2 separate regions of the Homo sapiens genome follow, and region 2 is linked to region 1. Evidence: read pairs that join two places in POLR2A ChIA-PET (ENCODE). Cell type or tissue: B cell. All regions are shown on one strand. Links, peaks and the distances in the headings refer to the core of each region. The heading gives the core; the rest is flanking DNA. Region 1 overlaps BLNK (B cell linker). Region 2 has its middle 18 kb from the start of OPALIN.

Evidence for each region. ChIA-PET counts read pairs that join two places held together with the same protein. Peaks named below come from ENCODE experiments on the same cell type or tissue, not always from the same donor. Only the 100,000 strongest peaks of a DNase experiment are listed, where the experiment ranks them.
Region 2: POLR2A ChIA-PET joins it to region 1 with 6 read pairs; 1 of 35 experiments calls an interaction of 5 or more read pairs at or near these places.

The regions. Positions count from the first base shown.
Region 1 is chr10:96,257,892-96,260,808 of GRCh38, reverse strand. All of the region lies in intron 1 of BLNK (B cell linker), which reads left to right. Among named protein-coding and RNA genes, the nearest start is that of BLNK, 12 kb to the left of the region's middle. In B cell, for the core only: no CTCF peak of the experiment used is centred there; no DNase peak of the experiment used is centred there; H3K27ac peaks cover 2,500 bases.
Region 2 is chr10:96,339,064-96,341,980 of GRCh38, reverse strand. No RefSeq gene overlaps it. Among named protein-coding and RNA genes, the nearest start is that of OPALIN, 18 kb to the left of the region's middle. In B cell, for the core only: CTCF peaks have their summits at 1,306 and 1,507 (motif pointing right); a DNase peak (open chromatin) is centred at 1,490.

The sequences.
Region 1 (2,917 bases), core at 256-2,755:
AACATTTGTAGATGCTTTTAATGAATTACAATGCTTCCTTTCACCCCTACCCCTACATACAAGACATTCCCAATATCTTTGTTTTCTCAGAGCTAAGAAGAATTTAACTGGGTCAAACTTTTTCAATATATGAGTTCTTGAATGCCATCCCTCAAAATCACTCTTTACTTCCTGAAAATATCTTTGCTTTTACCTGCAGAAATGGATGCCAGGACAAGTAGATGACAATACTATATATATATCATGCCATGTAGATATAGCCAAAGTTCCTTTTTCCCCCATTAAGTTAATTTTTAAAAGAACATATTCAAATTCTTAAGACACTTTTATTTTCTGGAATTATGTAGAATTGCATTTTCAGAAACATGACTAGAACTACTTCTCAGTCGCTTGGTTTTACAAACCTATTGGCAGCTGGTTCGATTTAAGAGACGTCAGTTTTGCATTTTTATGCTGGTAGAGGACAGACAGTGAACACATGCACGGTGCAGCTGTCAGCACCTCATCAGAACAATGAGCACATCAGAGTCAGACACAGTGAAGGGACTAAATGACATGACCTCTTAGTGTTCTTCCAAACCCAAGAGTCTGTGTCATCTATGAACACAGGAGTCTCCCTTAACTTTTTTGGTTTTTGCAATCTGCTTTTATGTAGTTTTGTGAGGAAGTTTTCCTTTATTCAAGACCTCTGCCAGGTGGGTGGTGAGAGCAGAGTCCAGCAAGCATTCCAATGTGCTAAAGGAAAGAGAAGTGTTGTATTCCTGGAGGCCCCAAGGACCACTGGCCCCTAAAGTCAGAGAGGGGAAGGGCCATGCCAATTTCAGCTGTCAAATCAAGTGACAAAACTTCTAAGAACTTCTTAAGGCAGGTATAGCATCATTTCCTTGCCATCTCATCAGTCTCAGGGTGGTGTGCCTGATGCATAACTGCCTCTGATAGGGTAAGTCCTACCAGGGTTTTTGAAGGACACAGGGTATTAGTAGAATCATCCCTACTCCTGCTTGTGCCAAGTCAGCCCAATTTCTGACTGCTTATAACCAAGCTCAGCCGTTCAGACATGCCAAAGACTACCACAAAATATTTGCAGATCTCAGTAGGAAAAAAAAGAAACAAGCAAAAAAAAAAAAAAAAAAAAAAAGGTAGGGTGTGAACTGTTTGGAGAAACTTATAAATTACTTTATACGGTTAATAAGTGGATAGTAAGAAACAGCCCTGGCAGCAAGATGCTTGTGTGTAAGGGAACACAGCCCCTCCACTCCAGGACCCTCAGGGGGCCTTTCTGCCTCGGGTGTTGAGAAAGGATGCATGGATTATGGTGGCGTCCTTCCAGCTGCTCTGTTCAGCCACCCTACTTCTGAGCATATTCCAGACCCCAGAGGGCCGCTACCGCATTCCCTCCTGCCTCCCATGTGCCTTACCCCCTCTCCTTCCCATTTCCCCTGCCATCTGTCCTTTCCTCTTTTTACTCTCCCTCTTCCTCCCAAAGTCTGAAACAGGCCCTTAAGAGCTGACGCTCCCCTCTAGCAAAATGTCTAACCTTGGGGACCAATAGCAAGGCAGGGGTGGGGGCACATGTGTCACAGTAAAGATTACTGGGTTGGTAGAGGGAATGGGTGCTGTCTCCAGGGACAGAGAGGAAGGTATCCAAAGAGGCAACGTAGGTGCTGAAGCCAGTCGCCTGCCCTGGTGAGGGGCCAAGTTGAAACAAGTTAGCCTGTATCATCCAGAGTGGGTTGAGAGCATAGGCTCCGGAATCAGACCTGATTTTGAATTCCAGCTCTATCACTTATTTGCTGTAGGATCTGGGCAAATTATTTAACCTCTCTGAGTCAAATTTTCTCATCTATAAAAACAGGGATAACTACAACTATGTGAATATATTAATGCTATTGAACTGGATACTTAAAAATGGTTAAGATGGTAAATTTTTTGTTATGTGTTTTTTATCATAATATAAACATGGGGATAATAGGACCTCCCTCACAGGGTAGTTGTGAGGGTTAATGAGATAATGCACACAAAGTACCTAGCACGTAGTACATGCTCAATAAATGCTGGCTTTTACCGTTATTGATTTTCCAAGTCTGATCACTGGCATGCATGATGCTTCTCTCAGCAATGGCTTACTGGGCTTGTACTATAATCACAGCTCTGAACTATGGCATAAGAAGGTGGGGGTTACCTCTGGCCATGGAGGTACCCCCCACCTTCTCTAGCAGGGGGCTCAAGCCTTATGTGGAAGGGGAAGGAACAGGTATGACTAAAAGAGTTGGAGGAGTCCTCAACTAAATTAATCTCAGGGCAATCACAAAATTTCCCTGGAATTTAATTTCCTCCCTTGGCATAAGAGGAGGTTGACCCAGGATATTCCCAAAGTCTCTCTCACTTCCAAATTTCTGTGACTACCTTAATTGTAGGCAAAATTCGGAGTCAGCTGTATAGTCTGAGACACTCATGATCTCTGATCTCTTTGGGCTTCAGTATCTGCATCTGTGAAATGGAGGAGAAGGCCACTAACTCGACCTTGAGGGGCTTGTTCACATTATCACACCATGGAAGGGACTGCCAAAGCTGTCAAAACTCTGCCAGCTCCACCATGAGCTCACTCCCCAGAAGGAAGCAGCCTGCAGTGCTGAATTCGCAAATCTAAATATAATTCCTGTTATTTCATAGCAAGGCCAGGCTGGAGGAAGTGAGCATTAGGAAGCCGGTGCCAGAAATGACAAGGCTTTAGAAAGAGTGGAGGGGGAGAAGTTGTCATAGGAGTCCTGCAGCATGCAAGTAACAGGATAGTCACTAAAAAGTATCATGCTGCTTCAAAACGATGGGTTGGTGGCTGAAAACTTCAGCTTTAAGACAGGAGTGACCTGAGAGGAGGATGTTTTGTGTGAATCAGAGAATTCTCCGGTCTGCCTAT
Region 2 (2,917 bases), core at 283-2,782, 81 kb before region 1:
AGTTTATCATAGACTTTCATTTCCAGGCTAAAATGATTTGAAAGATTTGATTGTGAGCGAGAACAAACCATGTTGACAAAATTCTACCATAAATGTGACTGATTTTGTCATGAAGAGTCAAACACTGATTACTGTTGACTCACCTGGCCAGGGATTACCCACTTATGAAAGCCAAGGTAAGGATATGGGTCTTTGTTTTGAGAGCTGGGGAAAGCCTAGTCTTGTGTCCCACCTCTTCTAGTTTCTATTCCCCAACCACTTAGGCCTCCTCTCTGCCCTTCAGATGCCATGGTCTGTCCACAAACATAGGCTTTCTCTCTGCAACTCAGACACGTGGGAACCTCCAGCTGCAAGAGCTTTCTCTCTGCTCATTTTATGCCATGGCCCTCCTGCCACGTGGGCCTTTTCTCTGACACCATGGTCCTTGCACCACATGGCTTTTGCACATGCTGTTAGTGAGATAGAGCTGGAAGTCCATGGAGGCCAAGGTGAATAGAATTTGCAGGGCAGAGTACTGGAGAAAGAGTTGCACAGAGACAGAGGAGACCTCTTGATTATTCCATTGATCAGCATATGCATGTGAGAAAACTACCCAAGGCTGGAGAAAGAACCACACAAAGGGATTAGAGGGAACAATACCCTAAGCTCTAATGGGCCAGGCCTCTCAGTGGGAGGCCACAAACCGTGCCTGTTCCCAAACAGCCAGAGTAGAAAACACCATAATTCACCAGGCATCAGGCAGAACACTGAGAAAAGTATTGCCTCAGTAGTGGGGAAGAATATTAACCCTGGATTAGACTACGTTAGTGCTGCCTAACAAAGCTCAAAAGTAAGATGAGTCCTGCCTAACAAAGCTCAAAAGCAAGATGAGGACACATCAAACTGTTTCCAAGTAAATTAACCACATCCTGGAACAAAGTTTAAGAATATTAACAGGAATACAAAAATATCCAGGAAAAAATTCACAATGTTCACAATGTCTAGAATCCAATATAAAATTACCAAGCTTGCAAAGAGGGAGGAAAATGTGACCCATAATGAGGAGAATACTCAGTTAATAGAAACTGACTCAAAATTGACACAGATGATATCATTAGTAGACAAGGACATTGAAACAGTTACACTATATTCCATGTATTTAATAAGCTAGAGGAAAAATTGAATATGTTAAATAGAAGCATGGAAGATAGTTTTTAAAAACTAAATCATACATCTAAAGATGAAAACTATAATGTGTGAGATAAAATACTGGAGAGGTTTAATGAAACTAGACATTGCAGAAGAAAAGATTAGTAAACTTGAAGATACAGCAATAAAAACTACCCCAAATAAAACACAGATTTAAAAGGCTGGGAAAAAAGTGAACAAATAGAGCATCGGTGATCCATGGCTTCTTACATATAGTTCCAATGTTTTTAACAGATAATCTGCTTCCTACTTGATCTGCTATATCATACTGTGCTTGCCTCCAAGGATTCTTCTGTCAGCCATCAGAGGGCGCTCTGCTGCCAAAGTAGGAGGCACAGGCGAAGGCTGAGTTCTGGTAACTAGTCACCACAATAATTGAAAAAAATTCTGGCCTACGGCAAAAAAAAAAAAAAAAAAAAAAAAAAAACATGTCCAGAACTGATAAAAATTCTGGCTTACAGCAAAAAAGAAAAAAAAGACATGGCATTTGTGGAATCTCCAACAGGCCTTTTCAAATAAGGAAAGTAGCATTTAGAATCTGTGAGGTTCTCTGATGGGGAAACTCCTCTGGCATGGACCTCCTGGGGCTATTGTGTGGTGGGGACCTCCAGAGAACAGGGCTGGGGAGTTGCTCAGTGAAGGCGACAAGGCCACCTGCACATTTCCCAAATGTCAGCCACCTGCGTCCCTCTCTCCTCATTCTTGCCACTCCCCCATTTCACTGGTAATATTTCCTAAATGATTTCCCTGACCTTGAGTCGCTTTTCTTATATAAATAAACCTATTCCAAAAAGGAAGCTTTATATCACTACCATCAATAAGGAACCATTTTCTTAACACCTTTCGAACACAAATAAACACCTTTCTAGAACATAAGCTTTATGCTTATAATCATACAGGCAGAGATTTTTGACAGTTTTGTTATCTTTTCTATGCCCTGTGCCTAGAAAAATGACTGACATGGTAAGCACCCAATAAATATTTATTGATTATATCAGTATGAAAATATTCATCTACTTACTACCTAGAATAATCTTGAATGTCATAACTGGGAAACACTGGGCAGCAGAAAAGACTAGAATACTTTGTGGATTTTGGGATTTGAGGCCAGTGGGGGTGGCTGCTGTCCACCCTCTTGTTGTCCCCAGCTTTTTTTAGCCATCAACTCAAGATGTGACAGGCACACACACCATCTGAGGCCCTTTCAGTGTGTTAGTTTCAGCCTGGACTGTCTTTGGGTTCCAGGATGGGCAAAAGTTTTCACCCGCCACTTCACACCCATTAAGACAGCTATTATAAAACAGATAATGCAGAAGATAACAAGTGTTGAGGATGTGGAGAAATTGGAACGCTTGCGCACTGTTGGTTAAGAATGTAATACGGTGCAGTTGTTATGGAAAACAGTACAGTGGTTCCACAAAGAGTTAAACATAGTATAGAATAGCCATTGAATCTAGCAATTTTATTACTAGGTCCCTACCAAAAGGATTGAAAGCAGGGACTCAAACAGATACTTGTAGGCCAATGTTCACAGCAGCATTAGTCACAATAGCCAAAAGGTATTGTATCTCCCAATATCCTCTTCCCAGAGGGACTGGAAGGAAGGGAAAACGGTCGTCATGGGCCTCCCAGCTCTTTAGCAGGCTGAAGACACGGAAGCAGCTGGAACAGATGACCTGTTAACTCCCTTCAAGGCAAAGGGTCTATGCCTCCTGGAGGAGGCAGGAGG